Regions from separate parts of the Homo sapiens genome. Here all the other regions are linked to region 1. A link is a loop called in an ENCODE intact Hi-C map of the cell type or tissue named here. Cell type or tissue: PC-9. All regions are shown on one strand. Each heading gives the region's core, and the rest is flanking DNA. Links, peaks and the distances in the headings are about the cores only.

Evidence for each region. Peaks named below come from ENCODE experiments on the same cell type or tissue, not always from the same donor. Only the 100,000 strongest peaks of a DNase experiment are listed, where the experiment ranks them.
Region 2: a loop joins it to region 1, with 5 times the contacts of the local background. A loop is called at or near these places in 4 of 110 quality-filtered maps.
Region 3: a loop joins it to region 1, with 5 times the contacts of the local background. A loop is called at or near these places in 5 of 110 quality-filtered maps.

What each region holds. Positions count from the first base shown.
Region 1 is chr14:53,845,857-53,856,754 of GRCh38, forward strand. It overlaps LINC02331 (long intergenic non-protein coding RNA 2331), which reads right to left and starts at 4,970. Exons shown (of 6, transcript NR_184221.1): 1 at 4,839-4,970; 2 at 3,959-4,114. RefSeq lists an enhancer at 4,229-5,428. In PC-9, for the core only: no CTCF peak of the experiment used is centred there; a DNase peak (open chromatin) is centred at 5,115; H3K4me3 peaks cover 1,680 bases; H3K27ac peaks cover 2,749 bases.
Region 2 is chr14:53,919,503-53,930,400 of GRCh38, forward strand. No RefSeq gene overlaps it. Among named protein-coding and RNA genes, the nearest start is that of MIR5580, 24 kb to the right of the region's middle. In PC-9, for the core only: no CTCF peak of the experiment used is centred there; DNase peaks (open chromatin) are centred at 1,719, 5,489 and 6,009; H3K27ac peaks cover 2,035 bases.
Region 3 is chr14:53,942,672-53,953,569 of GRCh38, forward strand. It overlaps BMP4 (bone morphogenetic protein 4), which reads right to left. Exons shown (of 4, transcript NM_001202.6): 2 at 10,605-10,729; 3 at 9,182-9,558; 4 at 7,065-8,217. The coding sequence starts at 9,551. The coding sequence ends at 7,361. MIR5580 (microRNA 5580) reads right to left here and starts at 5,813; the gene lies at 5,756-5,813. RefSeq lists enhancers at 427-1,054, 1,055-1,681, 1,360-2,804, 3,145-3,677, 3,678-4,208 and silencers at 4,179-4,228, 10,869-10,898. In PC-9, for the core only: no CTCF peak of the experiment used is centred there; no DNase peak of the experiment used is centred there.

The DNA.
Region 1 (10,898 bases), core at 1,941-9,940:
ATTTCACTCTAGTACTCTAGTTTATTGTTATTTGGCTTAGTTGCAGTCCTGTGTGAACCAACGAAAAACTACTCCAGGTGTGAAGACGGCTCCTAGGTACTGTATTGCACAGGCCATAACCTGGACACTGATGTTCTAGACAGCTTAATAAAGACAGTCATTTGGTAATACAATTGGAATGTGTTAGTATGATTTTGCTTTGTAAAGTTTCCTCATACTTGACAGAAAAAAAAAAAAAACTGCCCCAAGAAAAAAAGTAAAGGGAGGAGGGAAGCAAAAACCTAATATTTGAGACCCTACTGTGTGCCAGGCACCCAAGAAAAGAAACAGAATCTAGACCAGCACAACTTTCTCAGCCCAAGGGTCAGTGCCAGAGGCATGGCAGAACCTTCCCAAGGTCAAGGCCAGGTTACAGAAACTGGCCTCTTTTTAATGTTTACATTTAACAAAGCAATGCCTTTAACAAGAAAAAAAATCCAGTGCACTATAATGTACTAGCCATAAGATAATTATTTTTAATATCAACTCAAGGGCATCCTGGGCATGTCGTGTGATAATAGGACACACACAGAAAGGTGCGTGATGAATCACTCCTACTTTCCCGGTAACTGTAGTTACAAGCTCACTTGGAGATAAAGTCAAAGGCTTACTTTGTGAGCATGAGGTTTGATCCTGCAATGCCCAAGCCTCACCCCTGGGATGGGTCTGGTTCAAAGCAGGGCGTTTTGATCTAACACTTTAATGCAGCCATTTGATGTTAAACCACCTTGTAAACATGTAAAATCTCCATGTTTTCAAAAACATGAAAATGATATCCCTTACTAGTGTTGGATTCAGGTCTTGTAGGACCTAAGTTTTGTATCTGATTTTTTTTAAAAAAGGATAAATTAGGTATGAAAGCAAGTATTTATTTAAAATGAGAAAAAACAACAAATTTTTTTTAAAGTTGCAAAAGCACAAACATCAACAAAAGAACAGTTTTTTAATGAACTGCCTAGCATACCTCGGAAGAATTTTTTCTACATTTCTTGACTATATTTCTTGATTATCTTCCCTGATAATCCCTTCATATGTCATTGTGTTTGTAAGATCAATCCTTAAAAGAGAAACAAAATTCTCTTTCTTCTAGGATCATTGATCAAAATCTATTTTTGATTACTAATAGTTTAGAAAAGTTGCTCTTAGCATTATAATTTTTATGGGCAATGCATATATTAATAAATTCTTAGGATGTTGTCAAATTTGAGGAAACTTCTATCAGGTTTTTCATATATGAACTGTAAGATTTCAGCACATCTCAAGTTTTCTTTATGCAGGGAAAACCCTTAAATACTCTTTGAATGAACAAAACTGAGTAACTAGTCAATGTACTTCTTATAAGTTTTATGTTATTGTTGCTGTCAGCATTTTAAGTCAGACATGTAAATATTTTTCTAATACATTCATGTAATTGACATGTTGGGATGAATAAAATATGTAACTTCACAAAGATCGTTTGTAGTACTGCTACATATGTGTGTCCTATAAACATAATAATTCTGATAAATTTGCTCTTGAGAGATTTCCAAAATATCTCTAAATATATTGAATACTTATTTTTTTTTTTGAGATGGATTCTCACCTTGTTGCCCAGGCTGGAGTGCAGTGGCATAATCTTTGCTCACTGCAACCTCTGCCTCCCAGGTTCAAGTGATTCTCCTGCCTCAGCCTCCCTAGTAAGTGGGATTACAGGCATGCACCACCACACCCGGCTAATTTTTTGTATTTTTAGTAGAGACAGGGTTTCATCGTGTTGGCCAGGCTGGTCTCAAACTCCTGACCTAAGGCAGTCCACCTGCCTCGGCCTCCCAAAGTGCTGGGATTACAGGTATGAGCCACCGTGACCGGCCTATCAAATACATTTTTAAGCATCTTCCTGGAAGCAGAGAACTTGTTTTGATGAGCACTGAATGATTCTGTTAAAATTGTACATGCCTGATGATTGGAAAAATCTTACACACACTAGCTTCTGGCTTTGTATATTTCAAACCGTATTTCTTCTCCATCACCCACAGACTTCCAGTGCTTGGAGCCATTGCTCGAGCACGTGCCCACAGGCAAGCTCCAGCTCCACACCTTTGTTTCATAATGTTGGCAAGTCGGAGCAACGGATGGTAGGAGTGGACCTGGGAGTAATTTCTACACCGAAACAGCTGGCTAAATAGCTCTACCTGGATCTGACTGCAAACAGTAGATGCTCTGACCTGAACCTAAATGGATCCTCCACTGAGCTGTCCTGTACCCCACTCTCCAAAATGCCTGTGGCAACCCAGTGCCACTCCAGAGCAGGCGAGAGTGGAAAGAACAGCCTTCATTAGCTGAAGTTAAAATATTTTATTTTTACACATTTTACAGAAGTAAGGGACTATATGGACATATGACTGGAGCCCTCCTAGGACTCCTAAAAGAGCCTATGCAAGTGAGAGGCCCTGAAGCTTCTGCGTCAGCAATTCACAATCAATTTGCTTTGGTTCCTGACTTTTATTCCATCCCTAACCACAAACTTGATCATGGAGAATGTTCCTGTTTTAAAATCTCACTTCTGGATTATTTGAATATAGAAAGTATGTTATTCTGTATGAATATATTCTAATTTTAAAATCAGAAAAACAGCACAAGCTTTTAAAGTATATTAGAGTTGATTGGGTTAGACTATAAGGCTGATCACCTGTTTCCCCAAAAACTCCATTTTGAAGGAGTTTAACAATAAATTAGATGCTTAAATATAAAGGGCTACTGAGGAAACTGTTAGAAATTGAACTGTTTTCTATGAAATCTGGAGAATATGAGATCCTATTGTGCTGCAAATATCCTCCTCCTACTACCACCTCCACCTTGCCCAGTGGATAACCTGTAACCACTCAAAGAGGCTCATAGAATCAAGCTGTCAACTTAAAACAGGGGTGTTCATCCTACAGATTTTTCAAATGAAAAAAACAGAATGGGTATCTCCATTAAATGAACACATCTATGTATTAACTAAAAGAAAATGACAGTAACAATGATCATTTCAGACAGAAATCTGAGACACTGAGGTACATGTGATACAAGTGAATTCGCTGAAAACAAGCAGCCTCCTGACTTAGAATGATGGGTGGCTCCGTCTGAGATGTGCAAGTGTGGTAAAAATGTGATTCCTCTTTCCACGTAGTTTGCCAGCCTTTTGAGCCCTCATTTCCATACCCTCCCTCCCCGCGCCTTGTCATTGGCCCATCCCTTATTTCATCTCAGCCCTAATCCCTACCCTGGGGAGCATAGTTGGAGATGGGGTGAAGTTCAAAGATGGGATAAATCTGAGTCACAATGTATTCATAATTAAAATAGATACATTTTTAGAGTTTGCTTTTTAGACTATGTCAAACTATTTTCCACCAAAACCAAATGGCCACATCCAAACAGCAAAAGCCCTAGTGAATTAACTGCATTATGAAGCAAAAATCATAGAAGATTATATAAATATTTTTTAAATTCTTCAGGAATAAATTTATCCCTGTATTGCATAATATTTTCTGGGTGGAACACAATAACACATTTCTATAACTCCATCATGTCTCTTATTGTTCCTTAGCAGCTTATTTTATTTGTCTCAACAGCTATTTTCAATAGAACTGCATTTTAAGGAACTTAAAAAGCATACTCTCTCCTTCCATTCTGATGTCAGATTGTACAATAAAGCAGCCCACTGTGACTATCGGGACGTAAATTTTACCTTTTAGGGAAGAGGAGTATTGAAAAATGCCAGGGGAGCATCTCCTGGTGGGAGAAAGCTAAAGAAATCCCTGTTTGTTCCAAGACAGGTGGCTAGGCATTCATATATCATACATACTTTCTTCGGGGACCATTTTGCTGAGTCAGCAGAGTGAAATCTGGTGAAATAGATCCACAAATCTCCCACTGGCATCCATTTCCTTCATCTAACCTTTATTGCAAGTAGATGTCTCCAAGACTAGGCATTCATCCATTCTTTCATCCGTCAAAAAATGATGACTTTCTGTGTGTTAGGAAACGAAGATATTTCAGTGAACGAAGCAGGCATGGCTGTTGCCTTCATGGAACTAACAGTTGAGCAGGAAAGCTGGAAAATAAACAAAATATTCCTCAAATAACTAATTCATCATAGAAGATTTCCCCCAGTTGTCAGGAGTGCTGAGTTTGACCGTGTGAGGTTGGGGGAGAAAGATGGTTGCCAAGCGCTTCAAATTCGTACTCTTTCACTATGAAACCAGAGGCAAAGCTGTTTCTACTCTAGTCCCCAAAATTGTAAGGCAGGAGGGCCCTTGATAACCCGGAAGGCTTGGATCACCATCCGCACCCCTAAGAGACCTGATCATATGCCCACCCGGTAGGTTGGGGGTCAGGAAAATATGTTCCAGAGGAGTAGAGATGAGGAAATTTGCTGATCAGACCAAAACAAACAAACAAAAACTCTACCCCTATATTCACATATGTATAGGCCATAAGTATCTGTGGCTTATTTTAAAATCAAGCAGAAAGCCGGTGCAATGTTTAAGCAAGGAAGTGATTGATCAGATTTATTTAAATCGCCCTGGCTGCATTGTGGACAATGGCATGGATATAAACTAAGATTAGAGGCAATGAGAACAGTTAGAAGATTATTTCAGACCAGCGAAGATGGTACCTTGGTGATGGCTTTGATGATAAAAACAGAGTCAAGAGCTATTTAGTAGATGAAATATCAACAGGTGGTTGACTATGAAAGGATAATGAAAAGGGAGAGATCAAGACAAACGGATTTCCAAGTTGAGCGACATATTCAGCAATTCTTAACCTAGCCGTACCTTAAACTCACGTGGAGATCTTCACAACAGAAATTCTGATTTAATTGGTTCAGCAGGTGGTCCAGGAGCAGGTATGTTTCAAAGCCCTCAGATGTTTCAAATGTGTACTCAGGTTAGAGAGTCCCTCTAAATGAGACAATCGTTCCAAGGTAGATAACACTGGACAGGGAGGAAGTTTCAGAGAAAATGCCATGCATTCCATCCTGTATGGATTTTTTTCAGAGAGGCTTGTAACTCTTCCAAGTGAGATATCAAGTTAAGAGTTGAATTACATATCCGGGTGTTAGAGGAAAGATCTAAATTGAAGACAGGTGAAAGTGATTGACATTCCTATTGTAATAGAAGTCATGGTTGAAGAGGCAATGGCCAAGGAAAAGAGTATAGTGAGAAAATAAAAGGGCCCTGAAAAACCTCTTATTAAAGATAGAGGATAATGAGTCAGCAAAAGAGACTGTGAAGGAATGTTGGTAAGTTAGAAGGAAACCAGGAAAATAGGCGTTGCCAAAGTCAATGCAAGAGAATGTTTCACGAAGAGAGTGCATAAGTGGGCTGAAAGCTGTGTTTAATTTTGACAAGTCCTGGAACTCCATCCTTCTCCCAACTGTCTAACCTCTGGGTTGATTTTAGGCTCTCCCCGTGATAAGGCTCTACTTTGCCAAAATAACCATTAGCAGAGAATTATGATTTAAAAGTCAAATTGTGGGAAACTCCAAAGCCCATTTTTTGAAGATTTGGAAAATAATTACAATCTCATTTCAGATACTAGACACAAAAGATAGCATTCTATGTTCACATGCAGTCACGATTTCTAGCACTTTCTTATATTATGTTCACCTGTTTGTGGGCTTGCAATTGGCAAGGATTGCAACTCTTTCAGTGTTTGCTAGCATTCTCTCTGTTGCCAAGCAGACACAGGGCAGAACGAATACAGAGTGATCTTTCAGGACTTGTCTTCTCTTCGGGCTCTTACTGTAACATATACAGATTTTTGTTACTGTCACAGTATCCATGTCATTTTATTTCTTTCATGTGTGTCCTCTTATGCTTTCCATGAGAGCAGGTAATATTATTAGATGAGCTTTTATCTCTGGGGCCTGTCACAGTGCCTAGCACTGTGAACTGAATACGTGTTTGCTGAATGAATGGAAAGTTGCATAATTTTTCTGTGAACTCATGAACAGCCAATCTGCAAATTCCATCTCTAAGTACTCTTTCATCGTAGACTGTAAAATATTGTTTAAATAAAGGATGTGGTTTACCCATGTTTAAATTTTAGGTCCATTTTCTATGGAGTTAGTAAAATCTCATTCCAATACAAATTGTTTAATCCCTTGGTGCCGGGGGTTTTCTGCCTGTAAAATAAGAATGGCAATGCTGATTTCCCCTGGCACTGCAGTGAAGACTGTAGAACTCAGAACTCTACTTGTCTGTAAGAGGTACTCGGGTTTGACAACCAGTTGATCACCATTTTTTCTTATTCTATCTGAGTATATGTTGGTTCAGGCACTGTGAGGGGCAACAGATAAGTTCTCTGGATCTATTTACAGCTGCTCCTGGAGCAGTTGCTAAAGGCTGGGTCATGTTGATTGTGTTTGTTTTTGTTTTTGTTGTTTGTTTGTTTGCTACGGGAGTGATTTTTCTAGAGTTCTCCAGCCCCTTTTGGGCTGGACAATAGGAAGTAGGGCAGACCTAGGCCAGCTACAGCAAATGTAGTCAATACTGGTTTTAAGGTCCATCAGACTTGGATAAGTTGTTCAGAGCTAATCTCCCCTCTAGTTCAATTCTGCTATCCAGTTGATGTAAGGGTCTCTTGGTAGAAAACATGTAAAAGAAGTGAGAGATTACCTTATCCAAGGGCAAACTTTCTGACTACAATTTAAATAATAAAATGTATCAACTCACTAGATGCATTGATTGATTGCCAGGCTCCTGAAGTGCCTTACCACATTGTCTCATTTTATATTCATGCAGGTATTGTAGCTATCCCCATTTTACACATGCAGAGAGTGAGGCTCAGAGATGTTAAACAATCTGCCTAGCATCACACAGCTAGCAATAGGCAGAGACCAGACAGAAACTCAAATCTCCCTGACTCCCAGCTCAGCCTCTTCACTACTATTCAATATTGCCCAGTAGATGCTGATTTTCTCTGTGTAGGCTTCTAATGTGCTTTTAGCGTAAAGCTAATTTTCATTAATAGGCTGAATATATGCAATCTGACCTCAAAGGACATACATAGGGGTTTTCTTCTCATTTAAGATTAGTTTGAGGCAAAAACAAAACATGAAATAAGATCAAGTACAGTTGACCTTTGAACAGCACGGGTTTGAACTGTGTGGGTCCACTTATACACTTATTTTCTTCTGCCTCTGCCACCCCTGAGATACCAAGACAAAACCCCTCCTCTTTCTCCTTCTCCTTAGCCTACTCAACATGAAGACTACAAGCATAGAGACCTTTATGATGATTCACTTCCACTTAATAAATAGGAAATATATTTTCTTTTCCTTATGATTTTCTTAATAACATTTTCTTTTCTCTAACTTACCTTATTGTAAGAATACAGGATATAATACATATAAGACAAAAATATGTGTTAATTGACTGTTTATGTTATTGGTAAGGCTTCCAGTCAACAGTAGGCTATTCATAGTTAAGTTTTGGAGGAGTCAAAAGTCAGACATGGATTTTCCAGTGCACAGGGGTTGGTACATTTAACTCCTGTGTTGTTCAAGAGACAACTGTATAATATTTATTCTGATGAATAATCTTGTTAGATTTTAACTGAAATCTAGCTTTTCATTTCTTTCAGCAATTTTTATCATCTACTTTTAAAAGAAAGCCAATTATCTTCTATAGCTTTTCAAATTCCTTTTCCTAATTCTTATACCATTTGTTTGTCTCATTAGATTTATCAGTAGTTTAAGGCAAATAGATGGTGCGTTGAATATTTTAGTAGGTACTCTACTCATGTATAGATGATAGTGGCCCCTGCTCTTGAAACCTACAAGTAAGTCTGGATTTGGGTGCTTTTAACATTATACCTAGGAGGATCACTGCAGATTCTTAAATTTTCATCTACAAGAAACTAACAGTTTCATGGGAGTGAGATGAAAATAAATAAAGGTCACGTTGTGGTCCCTGGGGAAAAACAGTTCCATTTTGTTCAAGAAGTACTAGGTAGACTACAGCGTCAATGTAAGAATGCAGGTCAAATTAATCCTGGGAATTGAAGATAGTAAGTAATTTTCTTCTTAGAGATCAGCTCCAAATGTTTGGTACCAGCTCCCTGAAATTCTGAAATGAGCAACATTCTGAGGCTGTGTCTGGCTTAGTGACAAAGAATGCTATGATCAGTTTGTGATGTCTTCCATTGGTGATAAGGAGTTGTGGCAAGACTGCATACATGCTAGAATTTGCCATCATAAGAGAGAGCAATGGCTCAAAAAAGACTAAGCCCCAAATGAGGAGGTACATCACTTTTACAGTGGCAAGAGCCCCATTCCACAAGTTACCCAGAAGAAAACCTATGACTGAGACACTTTCAGGTTTTGTTGTTTTTTTTTTAACTGAAATATAAAGAAATGTAGGGACAGGCATATCCTTCAGGGAGGGAATAAACCGATCATGTTCCTGTAATGTCTCTTCATGTGCAAGGACAAAGGAACTATGCCCAGTGAGTAGGGAGGGACACCAGATCTGGCAAAACTTTCCCTGCTGCAAACTTAGAGAACAGCCTAGTTGATGAGGTGAGTGGAAACCCTGGATTAATACATTCCAGCAGAGAAAGAGAGGGGCTGTGCCGGCAGGGCAAACATTTGGCACATGAGCTGAGCAAAATAGTTGTCCAAGTCTTCACAGATCCCTATATGGAAAGCTTCTCTTCTGAGGACCCTGAGCGTGACTCCTCATGGGAATCAGGGAAATACTAGGTGCTTTTTACTGTTGCTTTTTTTTCCTTTTTTTTTTTTAATGGACTGTTCTTTCTAAATACGCTGTGTCTGTCTGATTTGTTTCCCTGCCTTGAAACATTCACAGTGTGGTAGAACCAGGCAGGTACAAAGCAGTGACTCTTATCCCAGAGTCACCAATGAGGGGCAATTGGAGATAGAAGGCCCTGTCTCTGTCTGGAAGGGGCAGGGACAGCTTCTTAGAGAAGAAGATATTAGAGCCAGTTTACTGGGTGGAAAATTATAAGAAGGTCATTCTGGTCCTAGAGAAAAGGATGGGCAGAGACATAGAAGCAACAGCACCATCAACCAATTGCAAATAGTTCAAGGCTCTTGGAGAACAGAGTGAGATAAAGGAGTGGGTGGAGGGTCCAGATTATAAGGGGTCTGAAAGTCACTGAGGGCTTTTAAGCAGAGATGTGGCATGAATATCTTTGTTGTTAGAACCATCACCCTGGCAGCACTGTAAAGATCCCATTGGAAGAGAGATAGAGACACCATTAGGAAATGATTGCAGTTGTCCAGATAAAAAATGATGACTACAGGCAGATTCAAGAAATACTAGGAATTAAAATCAAGACTTAAAGACTGATGAATGAGGGGAAGTGGGCAGAGAGAAATAAAAGAGGTTAAAGTGACTCCCAGGTTTCTGGCTTAGGAAGACAATAGGGCCATTAACAAACTAGAGAATATTGGAGGAGCTGTGGACTTTGACTTTCTAGCATGCTTAGTCCAACAACAGGAGCTATAACAAGAGTGACTCATCAAAAGCATGTGGAGTCAGAGATTAGGATTCAAATTAGTAGCTCATCATAATCCCAAAGACACAATCCCAAATCTTGAAATCCCAAAAAATCAAGTTATCAAAAATTTGATTCTGGAAAAAATAATTTTAAAATTATTTAAAAGTATTTATTTACATTTTTAAAAGGGGTTTATTTGGAAAACATATAAAAACATGACAGAACACTTTGTAGGCTACTTTACACAATAAAATAAGCAATAATGACACACATATTTTTGCAGGCATGAACATTCAGGTATACCAACAACAGTTGCATGAGTACAACAGTTATGAGCTGGCAAACTGTATTTACAAAGCAATAGGGCCAGGTGCAGTGACTCATGCCTGTAATCCCAGCACTTTGGGAGGCCAAGGCAGGTGGATCACTTGAGTCCATGAGTTCGAGACCAGCCTGGGCAATACAGTGAGACCTTGTCTCTACCAAAAATACAAAAATTAGCCAGGCATGGTTGTGTGTACCTGTAGTCTCAGTTACTCCAGGGGCTGAGGTGGGAGGATCGCCACTTGAATATCAGGAGTTCAAGGCTGCAATGTGCTGTAATCACACCACTGTGCTCCAGCCTAGGGGACAGAGTGGGACCATGTCGAAAGGAAGAAAAGGAAAGAAAGAAGAAGGAAGGAAGGAAGGAAGGAAGGAAGGGAGGGAGGGAGGGAGGAAGGAAGGAAGGAAGGGGAAGGGAAGGGAAGGAGAGAGGTCAAAAAGGGAAATGTATAAATGCATATCAATATGTTTGGAACTGTGTGTACCCAGCTTTATAACTGTGGTCATCTAAAATACCAGGGTAACAATCTAAGTCTTTTGATGAGATCAATCAAAAACCACCATGGGTCACCACAACATATGCACTTGCCCAAAGAGTTGAGATCTCAAGAAATTTTATCTTTCACAAATGTAGATGTACAAAAAGGACCTCTCTTCATTTATTGGGGAAGTTTCAACACTTTTACATACGTACACTATGCTTACACATGAAGTCAACTTTGTAATAATGCACTTCTGAGGAGTCAAATTTACAAAAAAAAAATGCGTAAAATGAATTAGAAGTCTCTAAAAGTCTCTACACAATTTATACCTTCAGTATTGGAAATTATGTGAAGATGAAATACATAACAATTTATAAAAATAATGCTGAAAATTTAAAATAGTGAAGAAAAACTAAAAGAAAAGAAAAAAACTAAAAAGAAAATTCAGCCTATGAAAAAATATATGACGGGTAAATTATGGGCAATTACACAGAGATAGTCCATAAAATCTGGCCAACTTTCATAATTGTTAACTCTGTTTTAAAGTCTTGTATCCCAATG
Region 2 (10,898 bases), core at 1,154-9,153, 73 kb after region 1:
TTTTCACTCTCTCCTGTCTTTTTTGATTAATATAAGGTAAGGTTTGAAAAAAGCTTCTTACAATGCTAAGGAAGAAGTCGAATTTGACCGATGGAAAGAGGAAAGAAGGGGTGTGGGGAAGGAGAGAGAGAGAGAATGAATTACAGTGAAAGCCCATAAGACAGGCTTATTATCAGACTTAATATTTGCACAGAGGTTATTCTTTTTTTCAACAGTAACACATTTAAAGGGTCATTTTCTTCAAAAGGCTACAGGCCAAATTTCTGTGGGCTGTTCAAACCAAGAATTAGAGTGATTAAACTCATAACTACTACCACCTATAATAATCAAAATATCATGGCAACTAATGATTCTCCAGCTGAAAGTCAGAGCTCAGGGGTAAAAAATTATTTTCCATCAAATAATAATCATTCTCCTAAAATCTTAGTCTCGCATTCCTTGAAATTAAATTTTTTCCTAAATTTTGTTTAAAAGCTTTCCCATCAATTCCAGTTCCCAGAACAAAAAAAAAAAAAAAGAAAACGCGTGTTCTAATAATCAGAAGTCTTAATGAAGTTGAAGACAATATAGAAATTTCTTGCACTTGCTTTTTTTCCCCCCAAAATGTTGGGATTAAATAGATCTAGCTACCCTCCTGCAAGTTTCTATACCCATTATAACAAACAAGCAGAAATATTAAGGAAGTTCTTAGCCCCAGAGTTGGATTAAGTTGCATGCCTGATTTTTATTTCTCTCTAATCAGCCAAAAACAAAATTATTTGATCTAACACTCACGTAAAATCTGTTTACTAAGCTCATCCGCAATTAAATAAATACAAATAAAAACAACAGAGAGATACTTTTGCCATCCAACAGATTAGATAAATAAGGTTTGGCAATACTCAGCAATGGTGTCAGGATGTGAGCACTCTATTAAACTATACATGGGAATACAAAGTAGTACAGCCAATTGAGAGTATAATTTCAGGATCTATGAAATTAAAAGAACACATATCTAGCAATGTCACTTTTAGAAATCTCACCTACACATATAATAGGAATACATAAACATGTATTATAAAAATATTCTTTGCAGAACTTTTTAAATAGAATATTAGAAAAAAAAAGCAATGTGTCCATTAACAGAAAAATAAATAAATAAGCTATGGTAAATCTATGCAATGAAATACCATGCAAATATTAGAAGACTGAGAAAAATCTATATTAACCGCCTTAGAATTGCCTTGAGTCTGTTTATGACTCGGTCAAATTAAAATTCTCAGTATAAAGGTATTGCAATGTTTTGTACAACTAACCAGAGAAAACTCACTCATGGTCACAGAGTATTAATTCACAGAATTTATATTGCAACCCAGAGATGACTGTCTCTAAGATCATTTGCTTCCCAGGCCCTGCTACCTTCTACTGTGTATCACTAGCACTGCTGCATTTTGTGACAAGTTCACAGAAAGGCTCTGTTTTTAAAAATTCACTATTTGAAAAGCTAAATCTGCACAATAGATTAATTGAGAAGTAACTGTCTATATCACAATAATTTAGTTCACTTTCAAATGGATTCAAACGAGGATCTTTTAAAAGGCAAAATTTCTTGGTGCTTTAAAAATATGACTGCATTTACATAAACTTTAGAGGAATATATCTGTTATGTAAATCGAGGAATGCAAGCAATCTAAGACCTCTGACATTCCCTTTTCAAAGAGCATTGTGAACAACCTGTCTAACCTGTCATTCTCAATTTGCAGGTACAAAGGAATTACACCATCATCTCTGCTCCCTAGAAGCTTACAATTCATCCTGGTGTACTAGGTAGGGCAAGCGCACTCTCAACATTTAGAATTAAATGCTTAAATCTCATACTGGGAGCCACACAGGCCATCACTTATCACTCACTCAAACATAGAAGCAACAGAATTTCTGATATGTCATGTTTTTACATTTTCCCCTGTCCCCTTTTGTTCTCCCTAAAACTTGTCCCTAAAAAATAAGCTTCCATAAACTGAGCTTTTTGAAGGGGACCCGTGAAGTCCACATGAATCACAAAACACATTAGCTTCAACTTTCTAGGTGTTAAAAATCAAATGACAAAAATCCATTCAATCAACCATCAAGGTTACTGCTGAGGGGAGCAGAGATATTAAATACTATTCAAAGAGAGTGTGATGCGGCTGAATTAGACATCAGAAATGCCTAGGTTCCAGGCCAGGCATAAAACATCCCCCTCCTCTATGGCCCTGGGCAAGGCATTTAACAACTAACTTCAGTTTCTTCCCACCTATAAAACAGATAATCATCACCTTCTTCTGAGATGTGTATAAATTAATTATTTGAGGTTTGGAAAGAGTTGTGAAGGCAAAATGATATTCATAAATACTAAATATTAGCTGATTTTCTTTTCAATTTCATGCCTTTATTTTGGCATTTTATATTGAATTACATAAACTGAGAAGCAGGAAATATGACCACCATGTATCTGATTATTCTTTCTTAAATTACATAAGGGCTAACCTCAGGGATTAAAAACAGCTCCAAAGGACTCATAAGTCATCATACATTATTAACAGGAAATATTATTTGCAAGGCATCTTAATATCCTATAACATAGCCTAATATTTTTATTAGCTATGTTTCACAAACACTCTCGGGGGTGGTATCATAGATTTGTCACCATCTTACCACTTAGGAAACAGGCGAAGATTGAACACATGCCTTGCACAGGAAACTTCCCATAATTAGAAGTCATGGTTTCTAAATTACCAATCTCTCCTATGAATCACATCTTCCATACAAAAGAAATTGTCCAAACGTGCATCCATAGGCATCTATGCCTATGGTGCATGGTTTTAGAGATTCTGTAAATGTTAGAAACAGTTTTAGCCTATAAAATGGCATCAGCTCCAAAGTTCTCTCCTGATGCTTTGAAGCTAGGCTGTGCATATGCTAGAAATTGTCTTTTGAAAAAATACTTTTTATCAGAAGAGACTTTATTAATCCGTATCACTATTTAAATTGCTAAGAGGTGATTTGTTACCTCTGTCCAGAGCTAAGCAAAGGCCAGATGATGAAGAGCCCTGAATGCCGTGCTGGGGAGTCTGGACCTTATTCGAACAACTAAGGAGGGCCCGGGATGGGAGGGAAAGAAATGCTCAGATTTACATTTGGGAAAACTCATTCTAACGTCATGAGGAAAGATGGTCTGGAAAAAGGTAATACCATGTGCAGGAAGATAAACTAGGGGAGCAGAGCGATTGTGAAGGGTTATGTTGGCTTGAATTAAGAAGGAGGCAGTGAAGGTGGAGCCGGAAAAAAGAATCTAAGAGGTGTTGAGTAGATAAAATCAGTGGGCTAAAAGGAAGCCAGAGGGGATAGAATCCAGAGCCCAGGAGTAGGGATTGACCTTATGTACAAGGAGGAATATCTTTACTTTTTGTTTTTTTGAGACAGGGTCTCACTCTGTTGCCCAGGTTTGAGTGCAGTGGCACAATCTCGGCTCACTGCAACCTCTGCCTCCCTGGTTTCAGTGATTCTTGTACTTCAGCCTCCCGAGTAGCTGGGGTTACAGGCGTGAGCCACCACGCCCAGCCCATCTTTTTAATCATGATAGGGAAAAAGGAGAAGAACAAATATTTGTTGAAGAATGAAAAAGGAGCATGCCAAAGCCATCAGTGGTCAGTAGAAAGTGAGAGAAGAGTGATCAGAAGACGGAGGTCAGTAGAAAACAGCGACGGATAGAGATGACCTCAGAGGAACGGGGCTTTTCACGACTGTGTAAGGACAAGTGGGAAGTGAACAGAAACCTGGGCAAGCAGCCTGCATTGGGAAGGCCCCCAGCAGAAGGAAGCCTGGGGAGCAGCCAGGTTTGAGTTAAAGCAGGAAACAGAGGGAATGCTCTGACAACCTGGGGATGCATTTGCCATAGAACAAAGTTTTGCTCTGCTAATTCTGCAGCTCCTATCAAAATGACTCTGAAGTCTAATTCTGATCTCACATGTTCACTTGTAGCTTTCCTTTCCAAGAAAGTGTCAGCTATAAATTAAATAGGCAATGTTTTCTAGTTGTACTCACCGTAAAACATATTAAAATACTTGGCCATGGGGAATGGAACACCAGGCTACTCTTAACCCAAAGGTGGCAACCTCAATTCCAAGATCTGTGTACTCTGGGATATGCAGTCCCCATGCATTGATCACTAGGCATGACGAGTGGTCTCAAAAGTCTTCTAAAGTCACCCAAAATACAACAAATTTCAGACGTAAGGGTGTGCACAAGCACACACACATGCACACACAAGGAATAGTGTTATTCAGGCCAGAAATAAAACATGTTTTTAAAGACTATGAAAATACTAACTACGTACCCTTGTGACACTATTAAATGCTTTGTATTTGAAGTATAAATATAGACCAATAATATATTATCTTCTTAGGAAAATTTTATAATGTAGCATACATAAAGTGAACATTAAAAGTTCTAAATTTGTTTCAAATATCATGTATGTCCAACAATCTCCCCAGGTTAACTTATAATGACCATGAGACAATAGGATGCCAAGGACTCTGTAGAGAAACCTATGGCACTCCACTCAGAAAAATATAAATTATGTGTTTTTTCCATACCACAAAAGCCACAAAAGGTCATCAATCCAACCAAAGTATTCAAATAAAGGTTCTGCCAGGCCACTGAGTCCATTATGGCAAACTGGGCAGGTGGCTTCAGCAGAAACCCTTCCATCTGAAAACTTTCCCTTAATATTTATCTCCTTTCACTTAATCTCACCAACCCCAATTTCTCTGAGCCAAAACCTACATAGCCAGGAGATGCTATTTGTAGAAATTTTTTCAAACCTTAATCTCTATCCAAGATGAAATTGTAATGGTATAAATGTTCTTTCACCATTATATATATACACACACACACACATATATATATAGATATGTATCTAGATACATACATACATACATATCTATCTATATATCTTCCCTAACTCTTCTGTCCACATTTTTGTGCTCTGGAAGGCTTCCTATCTCAGGACACATAGCTTACATACCTAGGGCCAGATACAGAAGCTCAGCCATTGTGCAGGAGAAACTGTGTAAGGCCATGTCGTCTTATTTGTTTTCCCTGGCCAGCTTCCCCAGAGTACCTGTCTAGAGGGAAAATGCATACATCTCATATACAAAATGCAATAACAACCCCTAGAATTTTACTTTCTTTTTCAATTATTTTCTAATCTTGAAGAGCAAATTCAAGATAAATATGACAATGGTGTCCCTTCTCAAAATCAGTTCACAAGCACAAATAAGCTTTTTTCTGAGGTCTTAGAGAAAACTCCAGTGCTTCTCCACAAAGAAAAGGAAACAAATTCCATGCAGCCACGTGATTATAAAAGGAAGTTTTACTCATGTCCTTCTCTATGTAGATTTACGAGGGTTTCTGCTGACACGAAGTATGTTCTCTACTGAATTCCTCAAGTGAAGCAAAACCACACGTATCTGGTTCTAAAGCAACATATTGAGTCACTAGTTTACATAGCAAATGTGAAATAGTCATTTGGAAGCCTGAGGCATACCTGTGAAGTGGATTGAACCATAAGAATTGCCTGGGAAAAGAAAAGAATAAAAAAAAAATGCAAAAAAACAACAACAAAAAAAACTACATTTAAAAAATCACCAGTCTAAAATTCAGCTTAGCTTACAAATCACCTCAACTACTTACTCATAGGTAGGTGCCAGCAGAATGCACACTGGACAGAAAGCAGGGAATCTGGGTGCATGTATTTGCCTAATGAATGAACTCTTGCAGCTGTTGCAGAATGGACACTTGATGCAATCGTTAATTCTCCCTTAGATTCTAATGGTGGCTATTCTGACGTTGTTTGCCAAGGCGTTGTGTTTCTTTTAGTGTTTGGACCTAATAGTCGTCGTGGTCTGGTCTCTTTCTGTTGCTGTCCTGGAATCGGTCATCAAACTTTCAGCAGTGCTACTTCTGTAATCTTACCCTCAAGTCCATTTTTTCTTGCATTCCCATTGCAACAACCCAAGCTCTGGCTCTCATTATCATTCCCAAAGGTTACTGCAATCTTCCTAGCTAGTTTTTTGGTGCCAAAGCTTTCATTGCACACCAAGGCCAGATCAGTTTTCTCAGAACACTGCTTGGATCATGGCTGGAAATTTCAAGTTTAAACTCCATAGGTTCTCCCTGCTCTGCTCTTCCTTCTTCTATTTCTCAAGAACATATATGACCTCCCCAGTAAATGCCTTACCCTCAAGCCGATTGGATCATTGGTTATTCCTCAAGCTTACTCTATTTATTCTACCTTTATGCCTTTGCTCCTGTTTTTCCCACTGCCTAGAATGCCACTTCCCATCCATGGAAAACTGCACCATCTGTGAACTGCCAACACAAATATCACTTTCTGTGTAAAATTGTCAATTAAAAAACCAGGGCCCAGCTCAGTGGCTCATGCCTGTAACTCCAGCACTTTGGGAGGCCAAGGCAGCAGGACTGCTTGAGGCCAAAAGTTTGAGACCAGCCTAGAGACCCTGACACCACACACACACACACACACACACAAATTAGGCAGCATAGCAACTCACAACTGTAATCTCATCATTTTGGGAGACTGAGGTGGGAGGATGACTTGAGCCCAGGAGTTCAAGACCAGCCTGGGCAACAGGGCAAAACCTTGTCTCTACAAAAATATAAAAATTAGCCAGGCATGGTGGTATGCACCTATAGTTCCAGCTACTAGGGACGCTGAGGTAGGAGGATCACCTGAGTCCAGGAGGTCAAAGCTGCAGTGAGCCATGATAGTGTCACTGCTCTCCAGCTTGAGTGAAAGAGTGAGACTCTGTCTCAAAAATTATTATTAAATTAAATTAAATTAATAAATTAGCCTGGCATGGTGGCATACACGTGTAGACCTAGCCACTTGGGAAGTGGAGGTGGAAGAATCGCTTGAGTCCAAGAGTTTGAGGCTGTAGTGAACTATGATCATGCCATTGCATTCCAGCCTGGGTGACAGAGGAGCTGTCTGTAAAAACAAAAAAACAGGATAATTTCTCTCTCTCTCTTTCTTTCAATATCCACTGTGCTTTGTTCAAGCTTCCACTTGTGATGTTTCAAAATACTTTCTGATATTTGTTTTTTAACTCCCATCTTATTTATGCATTCAATACATGTACATTGAAAGCTTACCAAATTTAAGGCACCGTGCTAAAAGTTGGAAGCACAGGGGAAAATAAGCAGGAATGTAGTCCCTGCTTTCATGGAGGTGTAGTCTCACAGAGAAACAGTTATTGCATAAACAATTGCAGAATAATAATGAATTATTTACATAATGAATAACAAGAGAAATTAGGACTACAGTTTCAGGCTACATAATAGGGGCCCTCAACCACAATAGGGGAGCATCAGGCAAAGTGTCCCAGAAAAAGTGATGCTTAGGCTGAGATAAAAGGGATTTGCAAGAAGTATCCCAAACAAAAATTTGATCAAGGGTGTACCAGGCCAAGGAAATTGCCTGTACAAAGTCTCTGAAACCAGAAGGACCCTAAAGAAGCCCAGTGAGATTTGGCCATAGAAGAAAGTGGAAGAAAAAAATACTGCTTAGAATAAAGCAGCAGAGGAAAAAAGGGACCAGATGATACAGGGGCTTCCAAGCCATTTAAGAATTTTAGACTATGCCAAGTGCATTGAGAGCCCACTGAATGGTTATAAATGAAAGGATGATGTAATTAGGGCCGCATGTTTTAAGAAATCATGCTGAAGACAGTTAAATAGTGGAAGAAGGGGGCCAACGGCAGATGCAGAGGGCCCAGTACAAAAGGCATTTCAGCCATCCCAAGAATGAGTGTTTGGACCAACATGTCATCATTGGAATAGGGAAAAGTAAACAGAGTTGATAAGTATTAGGTTGAGTCATCCGAAATTGCTTTTTTGTTGTTGTTGTTGTAAAAATGTGGTTCCTAATCAGCAATTGCATATAGAATGCAGGTTTGGCAAGACTTGGTGCTTCGTTGGGTACGGGAAATGAAGGAGAAGGAACTAAGGAGAATGCCTATTTTTCTGGATGTACAAATGACAATGTCATTTACTGGAATGGAAAAGACAGGAGGAAGAGCAGATTTGGTGAAATAAGTCATGATTTTCATTTAGGATACGTTGAATTTTATGAGAAGCCTCTGAGCTACCCAAAAATGCAATTGTATATAGTGATCTGTATTAAAGGCAAGCTCCGGGATGGAAATTTTGATTTGGAAGTCATCACTGTATGGACACCTTAGGAGAGGATAAGATCACTAGAGAGAGGGAGGAAAAGAGAGAGAGAAAGCATGCATGTGTCATAGTTCTTAACAAGGGATGTACTAAGAAATACTCATGAAATTTGTCTCAAAATACAAACACCAAAGGCCCAATAAATCAGAATTTCTGGGGTCTGGATGTGTGTAGCTTTAAAAAAAAAAAAAATATATATATATATATATATATAACTTTCCAGGTGTTTCTGATTTTTATCCCATGATTAACATTGCCAGAAAAGCAACGTGAGGAAAGGGAGCCCAAGATAGAGCCCAAATAAAAGCCAACACTTAGATTTGGTAAGGGAAGGGAATGTTGGCCAAAAAACAAAAGACCAAGAAGGTGCAGCCAGGAAGTAGAAAGGAGCAGAGTGGAAAATGAGGACATGGCTCCATGTGTCAAACGCTCTCAGAGACAAAATGAAGGTTCAGAGGACTACAACATGACTGCTGAATTCACAATGTGGTCATCTCACCAAGGGCAGATTGCATGAAGTCCAGGGTACAGAATGCAGAGAGAAGAGAAATAAAGGGTGAGTCCAAGGTGGGGGAAACCAGACTAGGAGTGAAGAATTAGGGTAGGAGTTATAGGGGGCATGGGATCAAGGTGGGCATGTAGTTTCCATGGGATTATTGTTCCTTCCTTGGCAACAGGAATTAATTCTCTCTAGGACTTCTCTGCATCACCCATAATGCTCAGCATGCTGCCTTATACCTAGCTCACACACATGAAAAAAAAGAATTAATTAAAAAGCTGGGTGGCCAAGCGCAGTGGCTCATACTTGTAATCCCAGCACTTTGGGGGGCCAAGGTGGGTGGATCACTTGAGGCCAGGAGTTTGAGACCAGCCCGACCAACATAGCAAAACCCTGTCTCTACTAAAAATACAAAGATTAGCTGGGCATGGTGGCACATGTCTGTAATCCCAGCTACCTGGGGGCGCTGAGGCATGAGAATCACTTGAACCTGGGAGGCAGAGGTTGCAGTGAGCCTAGATCATGCCACTGTACTCCAGCCTGGACAACAGAGTGAGACTCTGTCTTAAAATAAAAAAAAAAAATAAAAATAAAAACTTGTAAAGTGCATCTTTTACAATTTAGAGGATCTCTTCAAAAACACAGACTTCAAATCAAATGGATTCCATTACCTTTAATTATTCCAAGACTAAGTATGCCCCTAGTATATACCAGACACCCTGCTCACCACTGAGGATACAGACAAGACATTGTCCCTGGTCATAGGTTTATAAATGGGGGCTATATAGGCTTAGAGGAATGGGTTCTTGGGGGAGAGAGGTGATTCCTCAAGGGTATACACTGTAGAACCTAAGTTGAGGGGTCATTTAATTTTATAGCAAGCCACCAAGTCATGTAAGTGTACAGACTCTCTCTATATATATCTGTATCTATATATCTATATCTATATCTCTCTATATATCTATATCTATATATCCATCTATACCTATATCTATATATACATGTATACATAGTGTATATATATATATAGATATATACATGTATATACAAATATAGATATACTTGTATATATAGATAGAGATATAGATAGATATATAGATATAGATATAGAGAGAGGTATCATGGCTCACTGCAGCCTCAAATTCCCAGGCTTAGGTGATCCTCCCACCTCAGCCTCCTGAGTAGCTGGGACTACAGGTGTGCACCATCACGCCTGGCTAATTTCTTGGATTTTTGGTAAAGACAGGGTTTCACCATGTTGCCCAGGTTGGTCTTGAACTCCTGAGCTCAACCGATCCTCCTGCCTCATCCTCCCAAAGTGCTGGAATTAAAGGCATGAGCCACTGCTCCCAGCCCCAGACTATATTTTTATGCTTCCTAAACTTTTCCATGAGGAGGTCTAGAGGAAATTTGGACTCTTTCATTCCCTCCTTCTGACGTTGTGCAGGCAGAATAAGACACCTAAAGCCAGGAAGCTACTTTGGGGAGCCCCAGCTCACAGCTTTCAGCACATTAATGAGTTCTCCATTCCTCACAAACAGTGGAAATATCCCCTGCTACTTAGTTAAAGGCTTCAGTGATCTCCCTTCTTCTCAGCTGGAGAAACTGCTGGGCTCTCTCTTCCTTTGGGAGCTTGCAGAGGTAAAGGCCAGGACTCTCTGAGAAGTTTTTAAACCAGGGAATCAGGCTATATTGGGGACAAATAGTCCTCTACCATAGTTCAGAGAGCTCTGGAGATAGGAAGATCCTTAGGATCCTCTCCCCAAGAGGGGGCACTCAGCACCTGATTGGGGTCACCTGGCCACTAGGGGGCTTTAGCAACACACTGGAAGACAAAAGGATTGAGATCAAAAGCACTTTGTTTTCTTGAGAACACTGTAGCCCTCTCATTTGATAACACATTCTTATTTCTCCACCTAATCAAATCCTCCCAATACTTAGAGGTGTCAAAATGCTCATTAAAAATATAATGACAGTCAAAACCCAGTGTCAGAATAAGCACAGAGCTTTAAACCAGTACTGTACTAAATCGTTTAGGATTAGCACTTCTCCAAGGAACGATGAAAGTAAAGTCATAGACTGTCCATGAATAAAACTGAAGAAGGTGGAGGACAGCCAGGAGCTG
Region 3 (10,898 bases), core at 1,140-9,139, 96 kb after region 1:
GGAAAGAATAGACACTTAAAAGTAACTACCAGTTGATTCCATGCTAATTAGGACCCCGGATTGTTCAATCTTCTAGAATGCTGAAAAGTCCCCTTTATTTACAGTGTTGGGTCTCTAAGGTGGAGCATATTTGGTTAAAATAAATTATGAGCTAGTTCTTGAGAATTGCTAAGTGACAAGCAAATAAACAATAACCTACACACAGTGTAGGCCCTCAGAGACTGTGATTTAAGTGCATAGATGAGTTTGGGTGGAATAAGCAGGACAGCCAAGTGGGAAACATAATACCAAGGTAAATGTGTATAATTCCCATGCAAAGTGTCACGAATCTATTAAAAAGCACCTCCCTGATTTATTAAAAATAAAAAGTGATGCCTGTAAAGGGGAAGAGGGATGTTGGTGGAGTCTGCTGTTTGCTTTTCTGGAGTCTTCACCTGCAAGTCTACACTAACTTGCCAAAACAAACAATGTTAGCAAAACTGTCCTCTCAGCAGCTATATACTAAATCCTACAACTCTTCTATCCGGAAAACCTGGTCAATTTCAAGATAGATAATGAGCAAAATAGTCTGACGTTTTGGGGTTTAGGGGAGGGGAAAGGTTGATCAAACCCACTTACCACATTGCTGAGTTTTGAAAGACGTGGGAAAAGTGACTTTCCTTGTTAACAATCCCCCACCCCCTCCCTCGAGCTAAATGGAATGCTTTGCTATGCAAATAACAAGTCTGATCTCAGAGGAAGTAAAAGACTCAGGATAGTAAAAGGAACTCACCTTTTGGAGGTAAATTAACTCTTCTAAGGCACCATTGAACAAATTACTTCTCCATGCTCTAAAAATTCTCTTAGTGCCCTAAAACCTCAAAATCGCCTGAGATTAATTTGCTCCTTCGAGGGTCAGGCCTCATAAAGAGTGAGTCCCACTGGAAAAACATCTTTTGTCTGCCCTTGTTAAGGTACACAAAAGAAGCATGTGGAAATCACTCAGCAACTCGACATTTGTGGCTGACCCCAACCAACTGGAATCTGAAGGTTGAAAGTGTCAAGGTCAGTCTGAACCTAGTAACCTAGCTGTTTGAATAGGTTTCAATTTGGTAATTACTGTATTTAGATAATTCTGCCTCCCTTTCCCACTACCCTTCATTACCAAGAAAACCAGTGCAAAAAATCAAAGCATGAAAATGAGAGACGCACATTGAGTCAAATAGGAAATTGCTCAACTCAGTGGCTTCTGAGTGCATGAGACAGAGACCTTTTAAGCATGTCCTTCCTTCCCCAGGTTGCAACTGACTTTCTCCAGGGAAGGAATATATTCCCAAGTTGATCAAATCGTGTGGATGCAAGTCTTCCAATGTGCTCAGTCAACAAAAATGTCTGAGCCTGGGATGTCAGGTAACCCACTTTTCAGAATACTTAAATCACACAAAGGAGCATTCTGTTTAGTACTGGGACCACAATGCTTAAGCTGAGCCTTAAGAAGTCAGTAAGAATCTTAATAAGATTTGGACATGATGCCCACAGCCCTGATACTATGTCCAGGCAGCTTAAAATTGCTTGAGGTTAAACATTTAAGTTTTATACCCAGCCAACTTTCTCACAAAGGAGTGGAGGTGATCCACACTGACATATGTATAAACCATACATTTAGGATTTAACATATGTTAAGGTTATAATATTAATCCGAAATTAAGAAAAACAGAACACAAACGCTATAGGAAAACATAAACATATGAACAAAGACTAGAAGAAAACAAAAACCTAAGTAGTTGTTTTAGGAGGATGGGATTGTAAGTAAACTCGCTTTCTCAAAAAGGAATCTGAATGTCATTTTACTACATTTTAGAAACAATAGAAGGAAAAAGTTGTGTATATCCAGCTGGAAGGAAACATTGCAATTGGACATTAAATGCTTGGGTCTGAGCTTTCTGGAGCTAAGTTAACACTTTGGGTTATGTAGCTTTTACTGACCAATCAAAGAAGGTGTATAAGTCAGTTCTCAAAAGATAGACATTTTTCTACATTTGAATTATAAATGAATTCAGGGAACATTGGGTGTAGCCTTAACCATACCACCCCTCATCTCTTTCTCTCTTGTAAGGTCCATATCTTTGGCCTCTTTGCCTAGGTCCTACCTCAGAAACAAACTGCTTTGAAAACCAAATGACAAGGATTAAAAGATTAAATCAGCATGAAGCTTGAGTTGAACACAGTTGTACATTTTCTTAACCCAATCATGGACAACTATATGCAGGATGGAATCACTTGCTGGTACCTTAGGGAGAGAGAAATAATTACAGGACTAAACTATTGAGTCTAGCCAATTAAAATCTCAATCAGTGTGCTTTAGACTGTTTAGAGAATTATCTGCTGATGAGGGCTTCAGTTAATAAAACTGGAAAAAACATATTGCTAAAGTAACAGTAATGAAATTTTGCAAAACTAGAATCTACTTGCACCAGGCTACCAGGTTCCAGGATTTGGGGTAGGGAACTTTGTAGTCATTTAAAAATATTTTTGCTAGAAATCAAGCTATAAAAAGTTAAAAGATCAATGAGATCTTTTCTTTAGAAAATGTGGCAAAACTGACTGAAAGCTGGACTTCAGAAATTCTCATTAGTAACACAACGCAGCAAATTATTCTTCCATCTTGTCTTCTTTTCCTCAAATTTCACATTTTTGAGGTAAACATTTTGGAATCCGACAGTATTTTCTGAATTGTTTGTTCTGAACAGCATACTATAACTTTTATATTTTCACTTAGTTTATAAAGAATATTTTGAAGAGCGAGCGAAAGCAGAAACAACTGGAACTTGCTGCAGTTAATGCTTTAAATAAAGTGACTTATGAATGGTAATTTCAAATGGCTTCCAAGCTGAAAAAAAATTTTAGATTTTTTTCTAGAATTGACTCAAAGTTGCACACCTTGAACTTTTGACTCCTTTTTCAAAATAATTTCTGTGTGTTTTTTTTTTAACATTAGAGCAATTTGACATTTTTCCTAAAATCAGCCACTTTTCTCCACTGGTGAGCATTGCAGTTCTGTTTATTTATTCTGCCATTAGGTGCTAAATGCATAGGGAAATGAGATCCTTGCAATCCCACCTAGACCACATTTCTAACCACTCTGAATTTAATTTCCAGTTATAGTTTTCAGAATTGTGCTAGTTTGTATCACAAGGTAAGCCTGAATAACTTTGCATCAATTCTAATTTGGCAGTCCACCAGTTATCCTAAATTCCCCTAGGGAATACTAATAACCTTCTGATTCCCAGGTAATGTAAGGTCACCAACGTTGCATTTGCATTATTCTTTTCCTTTTCAAAAGAGAGTATGTGAATAGTTTGTAAAATTGGTTTTGTGTTGAAGCAAAAGTATCTTTGATGACAAATAGTTCGGAGACCTGGGCCTGGGATAAGCTTTATGCTCCTGGCTCACCTTTGGAGAGGGAGTGGGGGCGGGCACGGTGAGTCCCCGGTCCAGAGGCCCTGCGGAGGTCAGCTGAGGTGCTGTCATTATGTATCATGGCTTGGCATCTCATTTCTGAAAGCAATCGTCCAGCTCCACTCTTGCACACCCGTGGCCTCTCCCGTTCACCTCCGTCCCCCGACTGTTGGGGAGCGGGGCCCTGGCTGCAGTTCAGCTGGGACCCAGGGCTCTCCGTGTCCCCAAGGGGCCCAAGACAGCGGCTCAGCCTTCAGGGCCAGTCTGCAGGTCCGACCCTCACCCAGCGGGCCTGTTTCCCACTCGCCCACGTCCCCGCTCCCATTGAGTCACCCCCATATGCAGGCCCACTGTGAGCTCGGAGGCAGGAGAGCCTCGCTCCCTAATTCCCGCTCTCTGCCCCCTACAGAAAACCCCTAAAGGTCTCGACCCCTCTTAAGCCCCTCCACCCCGGGGAGCCTTCCCCTGCAGACTCCACGCTTCTGCGCGGCCTTTTGACCCCATTTCGCATGAAATCTGCAGAGCGACCGCCCCAAGGACCAGCGAGCGCTAATCAGATCCGTCTGTGTCTGCAGAGCTTCACCTGAGGCCTGGGTCCCCGAGGGCGGATGAGCGGGCCGGCTCTCGGGCCCGGGCTGGGGGACCCGCAGTCCGCGGTCGGCGGGGATGGGGAGGGGTGGCCGCCTGCCGCGCGGCTCCCGCGGGCCGTCGCCAGGTGCACGGTCCCCCTGGTCCCCCGCAGGGAGGACGCCCCCTGGTGCCCCCGCCGCCGCCGGGCCTGGGAGCTCCAGAGCGGGCGGGAGGCGGGGTCGGCGGGGCTGGATCTTGACGCCAGTCCAAGGCCGGGTGACTACTGGGGTCTGCCCGCGCCGCGGACGCGCCGAGCCCTCTCAGTGTGGCGCTGCCCGGCGGCGAGGGGGGTGTGGAACGAAGCACGGTCAAGACAGAAAACAAAGTCAGCAGGTCACCTGGCAGGTTCTGGGCGAATTATGCAACGAAAGCAGGGGAATGTTTGATGCGTCCCACTCCACACCCCCCCAACCTTTTTTTTTTTTTTTTAAGCTCCTAGGAAGCCGGTTCCAGTTTAAGGGTTGGGTAGGGATCGACCAAGCAGCTCCTCTGATGTGGTTACGACTTTGCCGAACTCCTCAAGGGCGAGCTTCCCTCCCCATCTTTCTTTCAGTAATAGGAACATTACTCTGGAGAAAAAAAAAAAAAAAAAACATGAATGGGGTGAAATGGTAGGCTTGATCCAAAAGCAACGCCGAGAATCACCCTACGACTTCCGTCAGGTACTGAACTGAATATTAGGCAAAAATAGTAAATGCCGAAACCTAAATCACACACATCCAATTTTTTTTATTTTTTTTTTAATCTCCCCGGGTCTCAGGACTAAGCTTTCAAACAGAATTTAAAGAGTTAACGCTGGCCATAGCTCTTTGTTTTCCATGCTAACATTTGTGGCATTAGGACTATTTTGTTAACTAGGTATATGCAATTCACAGAATTTCACGGTAAATTCCCCAGACCAAATATTTGGCTGAACAAATAAACAACATTATCCATTCCTGAAAATAAGCCAGTAGGAGCGGGGAGGATGGAGGAAGGGGCTGGTTGCTAGAACTGGACAGCCACAGGGCTCAGTACTGGCCCTAGGATAATTTGTTCAAGTACTGGAGATCTACTGGTTCCTTTTCAATGACATCGACGTTTCAGAAAGTTGCTAGAAATTGGGCAAAACAAAATGAGGCTGCCTGAGGGCAATCTATAAGGGGCTTCCCTAAATGATTTATTTGAGCTCCATACCATTAATCAAAGGGGCAGCGACCTGGGGGGTTGGAGGGGTGGGGGAAGGATCCCTTTTTGCGGGGAGTTTTGGAGGAACTGTGTAGTCTTGCTGCCTTTGCCTGGGGCTCTGATGTCTTCTCTCCACCTGCGCTCTCCGGGGAGCTGGGGTTTTGGCAACCACCCCGCTTCAATTTTTATTGGTTTCCACTAAGCTGCTCCTTTTGGAGGAGTGTAGGACTTCAGTAATTAAAAACAAAAATGAATCCTGCTTCACCCACTCCACTCCCAGGAGCGTATGTAAGAAAGTGTGTACAAGAATGCAAGGGTGCACACCCCACCTAGAAAAATGCAAACGCCAGGAGTGTGCACCACACACATTCTTTGGGTGCACACACCACCAGCAACAGCAATACTACCGCTCATATCTACACCTTCATGATGGAGAAATGCGCTATCAGCCTTCCCCACAGAGAACATACAAAGACACTAAATGTTTCTGCTCCAAAGGGATCCAAAGGGATCTTGGTCTGTGCTGGCTCACTTCATATGTGTGAATTTTCTCAGCACACATATGAAATGAGCCAGCACAGACCAAGATTCAAGGCTTAATTTAGTTGTTGGTGGCAAGTAAGAAAAAGCAAAGGCCTCTCCTCTGCTCCTCTTAATCCCTACACCCGTCATTCCAGAAAGGCATTTATCTGCCTGCTGGGAGCCCTTAACTGAGGGTACATTAGCATCCTCCTTTTTATTAACTTTGTCCAAAAATTGAGCTTTTCCCTTTAAGAAACCCTAGCACAGAACATCAGATCTACCTCTTTCTGCCCAAGTCCAGGGAAGAGGGTGTGAGGGAGGCAGTACAGAGCGAAAAGGAGAGTTGACATTTGACTCGAGATTTCTGTATAATAGTGGGACACCTTCACAGTGCCTGCTTAGAAATTCTGACCCTTTAGTATCTGACCCCATTGTCAACCCCCACCCAGCCCAATCTGTTGGGATCCTAAACTTGATGAAGGCCTTCACATTGGGAAAAGAGGACAAGGGAAAAAGTCAAGAAACAATGGGAAATTCTATCAAGTGGCATATTAAAACAGTAGTCATCAAACTTTTTGAAGGTAGGGTACATTATTTGTTACAAAAAAAAAAAAAAAAGACAAAATAGCAGTGCATGCCTGTAATCCCAAAGAGGCCGAAATGAGAAGATTGCTTGAGCCCAGGAGTTCAAGACCAGCCTGGGGCAACAAAGAGAGAACTTGTTTCAAAAAAAAAAAAAGACAAAAGAAAAAACAAAAGAGTCCTACCTGGAGAAAAAAAAAATAAGTTTAAAAACATGCCTTCACACACACATTATGATGTTAGTGTACAAATTAGTTTTGATTTGGAAATATCACATTGGTACCTGTAATAACTGGAGATACCCTGAGGTATCATGAAAGCAGAGGTGGGTATCATTTTTCTAGGGTTGAGACCTCATCACGCTCAGCTGTGATACACCTCAACAGGTGAGTGAAACAGAAGATGTACAAGGGGCCTGAAATGAAGTCTTTAATCTGACCTACACTCCTTTCATCCCAGTGTTTCTCCAAGGCATGTGTCATCCAGATGGGAGAGGATACTGCATCCTTGTTAACATTAAATAGAAATAGAAAACAATTCATGCTGGCAATTACCATCTCTCTCTGCCAACAGTTTACTTCCTGTCCCTACAACTTAACCACCTCCAGGTACCACCTTTTGACTTCCATCCAGCCTCCAACTCACCTGAACAGAAAAAAGCCTCATTCAAAAGAGATGAGCCCGAAGGAAAAGAGAAAGGATTAAGGAGAAAAAAAAAATCATGATTTACCTTTAAAATAATGACTCATTTTATTTTTTTCTTTTAATACGTAGTTATAAATATATTTTGTCAAAATATATGATCAATATGGTCAAAACATTTGCACGTAAAGTCATAAATAAGGTCAAGGTGAATGTTTAGGGATTTTTTCCTTTTTTTTTTTTTTTTTTAAATAAAAGTCCAGCTATAAGGAAGCAGTCTGTGTAGTGTGTGGGTGAGTGGATGGGAACGTGTGTGTGTGGTGTATGTGGTGTGTGTGTGTGGTGTGTATATCTGTCTATCCTCAAGGACTGCCTGATCTCAGCGGCACCCACATCCCTCTACTACCATCTCCTGATAATTTTTCAGTACCACCTTATCATACTCATCCAGGTACAGCATGGAGATGGCACTCAGTTCAGTGGGCACACAACAGGCTTTGGGGATACTGGAATTGACAGAATTGACCAGGGTCTGCACAATGGCATGGTTGGTTGAGTTGAGGTGGTCAGCCAGTGGAAAGGGGCAGTCCCCATGGCAGTAGAAGGCCTGGTAGCCTGGTGGGGCCACAATCCAGTCATTCCAGCCCACATCGCTGAAGTCCACATAGAGCGAGTGGCGCCGGCAGTTCTTATTCTTCTTCCTGGCCCGCTGTGAGTGATGCTTAGGGCTACGCTTGGCCCTCCGGCGTCGGGTCAAGGCATGGCCCCGGCCATCATGGCCAAAGGTGACCAGGAGGGGCCGGAGCTGGGCCCAATTCCCACTCCCTTGAGGTAACGATCGGCTAATCCTGACATGCTGGCCCTGGTGGGTCCGAGTCTGATGGAGGTGAGTCACCTCAATGGCTAGCCCATAGTTTGGCTGCTTCTCCCGGGTCCAGCGAAGGACCGCAGGGCTCACATCAAAAGTTTCCCACCGTGTCACATTGTGGTGGACCAGTCTCGTGTCCAGTAGTCGTGTGATGAGGTGCCCAGGCACCACTTCTGCTGGGGGCTTCATAACCTCATAAATGTTTATACGGTGGAAGCCCCTTTCCCAATCAGGGCCCTGGTCCACCTGCTCCCGGAAGAGCCGAAGCTCTGCAGAGGAGATCACCTCGTTCTCAGGGATGCTGCTGAGGTTAAAGAGGAAACGAAAAGCAGAGTTTTCACTGGTCCCTGGGATGTTCTCCAGATGTTCTAGGCACAGTTAGGAAGGAAGGGGAAAAGAAAAAGCATATGAACTTTTTTCAAAGATGGAAGAGTCAAGAGATAGCTCAGGGTTGGGCAATGAATGGTGAATTCTGCTTATGCAGGGGAAACCTACTGGGGGAAAATAAGCATACCCCTTAATTTGAAGGAGCAGATAAGTGGGGCAGCTAACAAACCAGCAAAATGTAGCTAGCATTTCTCAAGCACCAAAGACAGAAACTATATCCAGCCTCCTTGATATGTCTAATAATTTCTATGTGTCAACTCCTCTATGGCACCACAATCAGACTCCTCTTTTAAACCCCCCACCTTGGCTTTGTGTCCACAGTTTTCTTTACAAGTGGTTGTAAAGAAAAAGAGGGGCCAACAGAGCACAGGCAGGAGGAAACATGCAGACAACCACCCTCTCCCTCTTCCACTATTGAGTATGTTACTAAACATTTCCCCAGCGATCTTGGAAACACAGAGCATGCCTTGTTGATCATGTTACAGAGGGGAAAATAAATTCCAACACAGTAATGATGCTGGTGGATTAATAACTCAGATTTACTTTGGAAAAGAAACATCCGCTAGGAAACATTCAGATCGGATTACAAGGCCCCTATTGAATAAACCCGACAAACACACAGCTGTAATATTAAATTCAGTAGGTGCTTTGAAAAAAACGGGCAGAAAACCTAGCAGAAAAGGCTTTGATATAGCAAAAACACACCGCTGGGGCTAGCCCACGTCTGAGTGCTGTCATTCCCCTTCCCCTGAACACCTCCCCCTCTGTCTCCAAAAAATAAGTTCGGCGGCAGCTCTGCAAATTCTTGGAGGTAAGCAGCTCTGTTCCTCAGCCTCCTGGACTGGGGCTTTGATGTAACCCGAACTCTTCTTCCCCAGGGCTTTCACTGCCCCTCTAGCCAGTCCCACCAGCCCTCCCCCACGCAGACTGGGGGAAGAGACTGACCTTCGTGGTGGAAGCTCCTCACGGTGTTGGCCCGGCTGGCCGGGCGCTCAGGATACTCAAGACCAGTGCTGTGGATCTGCTCTTCCTCCTCCTCCCCAGACTGAAGCCGGTAAAGATCCCGCATGTAGTCCGGAATGACGGCACTCTTGCTAGGCTGCGGGCGGCGGCGCAGCCCAAACATCTGCAGAAGTGTCGCCTCGAAGTCCCGCAGGAGCTCATGGCTCTGCCCTGAGCGGCGTCCTCCCGCGTGGCCCTGAATCTCGGCGACTTTTTTCTTCCCCGTCTCAGGTATCAAACTAGCATGGCTCGCGCCTCCTAGCAGGACTTGGCATAATAAAACGACCATCAGCATTCGGTTACCAGGAATCATGGTGTCTCTGGGGAGGGGGAGGGGAGTGGAAGGTTAAAGAATAAATAAACACCAATAAATAGGGAGAAATAGAGATGTGTCTGCATATGCATTTAGGGCTAGAAATGGAGGGGCAAGATGGAAAGCAGGTCAGAAAGATCAAGTTTGTGTCTTCTCCCTCACACCACCCGCCCACCCACCAGCTGCAGCCATGCACGGCCTGAAAGTAAGAATTGCCCTGTAATTACTTGGTCTAACTTGTTTACAGTCAAATAACCCCAAATCAGATAGCCTCCATCCTGTTAATCTTTTTTTGTCCTAACTGCTATCTGGGCCATGATCTCAGCGTGGCTTCTTGAAGGATAAACAGTTAACATTGAGGGGGTGAAAAGGGGTGGGGGAGGGAGAATTAAAATGGCATTGCTCTCCACTTTAGACCTTCAGCTTCTCTCCCTTTTCCTCCACCCTCAGAGCCCAACTTTCACAACTTCCAGTTGGTTCAGAGCCAGAGGGAGGGAAAGTGAGAGGCAGGGGCTGGGCGAAGACAGAGGGCGACAGGGTCCAGAAGCCGAGAAGGTGGTCTGGGAGCTAACCGGGTGGCTTGAGGGCTTATTTTATTGTGGCCGATGAGTTTGAAATATTCAGCCAAAAGTGCCTGATCGTGCCCGCTCATCCCCAGGGAAGGGGTGAGAGACGATTCCGGAGAGACCTCTGTGAGTTTTGACAAGAGAGTGGGAACGCGCCACGGAGACACTGGGGGCTCTCCCAGACAAGTTGGATAGGGGAAGGGAGTGGTTAGCCCTCAAGGTACAACCCCGGGCTTTCATCTCTTTAGCTCCCTCGCGCTCCCCTTTCTTGCAACGCTGAGAGGGCGAGTGCGCGCTAGCAGCACTTTAAAAGGAACCCGTACGCTTCCAGCGCCCCGGCTGCCGGGCCAAGAAGGGAGCGACAGTGCTGCCAGGGAGCAGAGTGTGGATATTGTAAAGGAGGTCCGACGGAAGGGACAGCCGGCGAGCAGGGGTGGTGAGGGCAGAGTGAATTCCGGGGAGGGGGAAGGAAGAGGTGTCTACTCACTGACAGAAAACAAGGCATATAATAACAGTCCATGATTCTTGACAGCCAATCTTGAACAAACTTGCTGGAAAGGCTCAGGGAAGCTGCAGCAGTGCGTTGCTCGGGATGGCACTACGGAATGGCTCCTAAAAGGAATATTTGAATATAATGAGACTCCACCGCAGACAGGCTCTGTTTTTCTTCCAGCCCCTCGGAGTCACGTGAGCGCCGAGGCCCCTCCCGCGGCAGGCGGCGAAAGGGCTTGCGCGCCCTCCCCTCCTCCACAGCCCCCCGCCCCTCGCGGGCCCGCCCCTC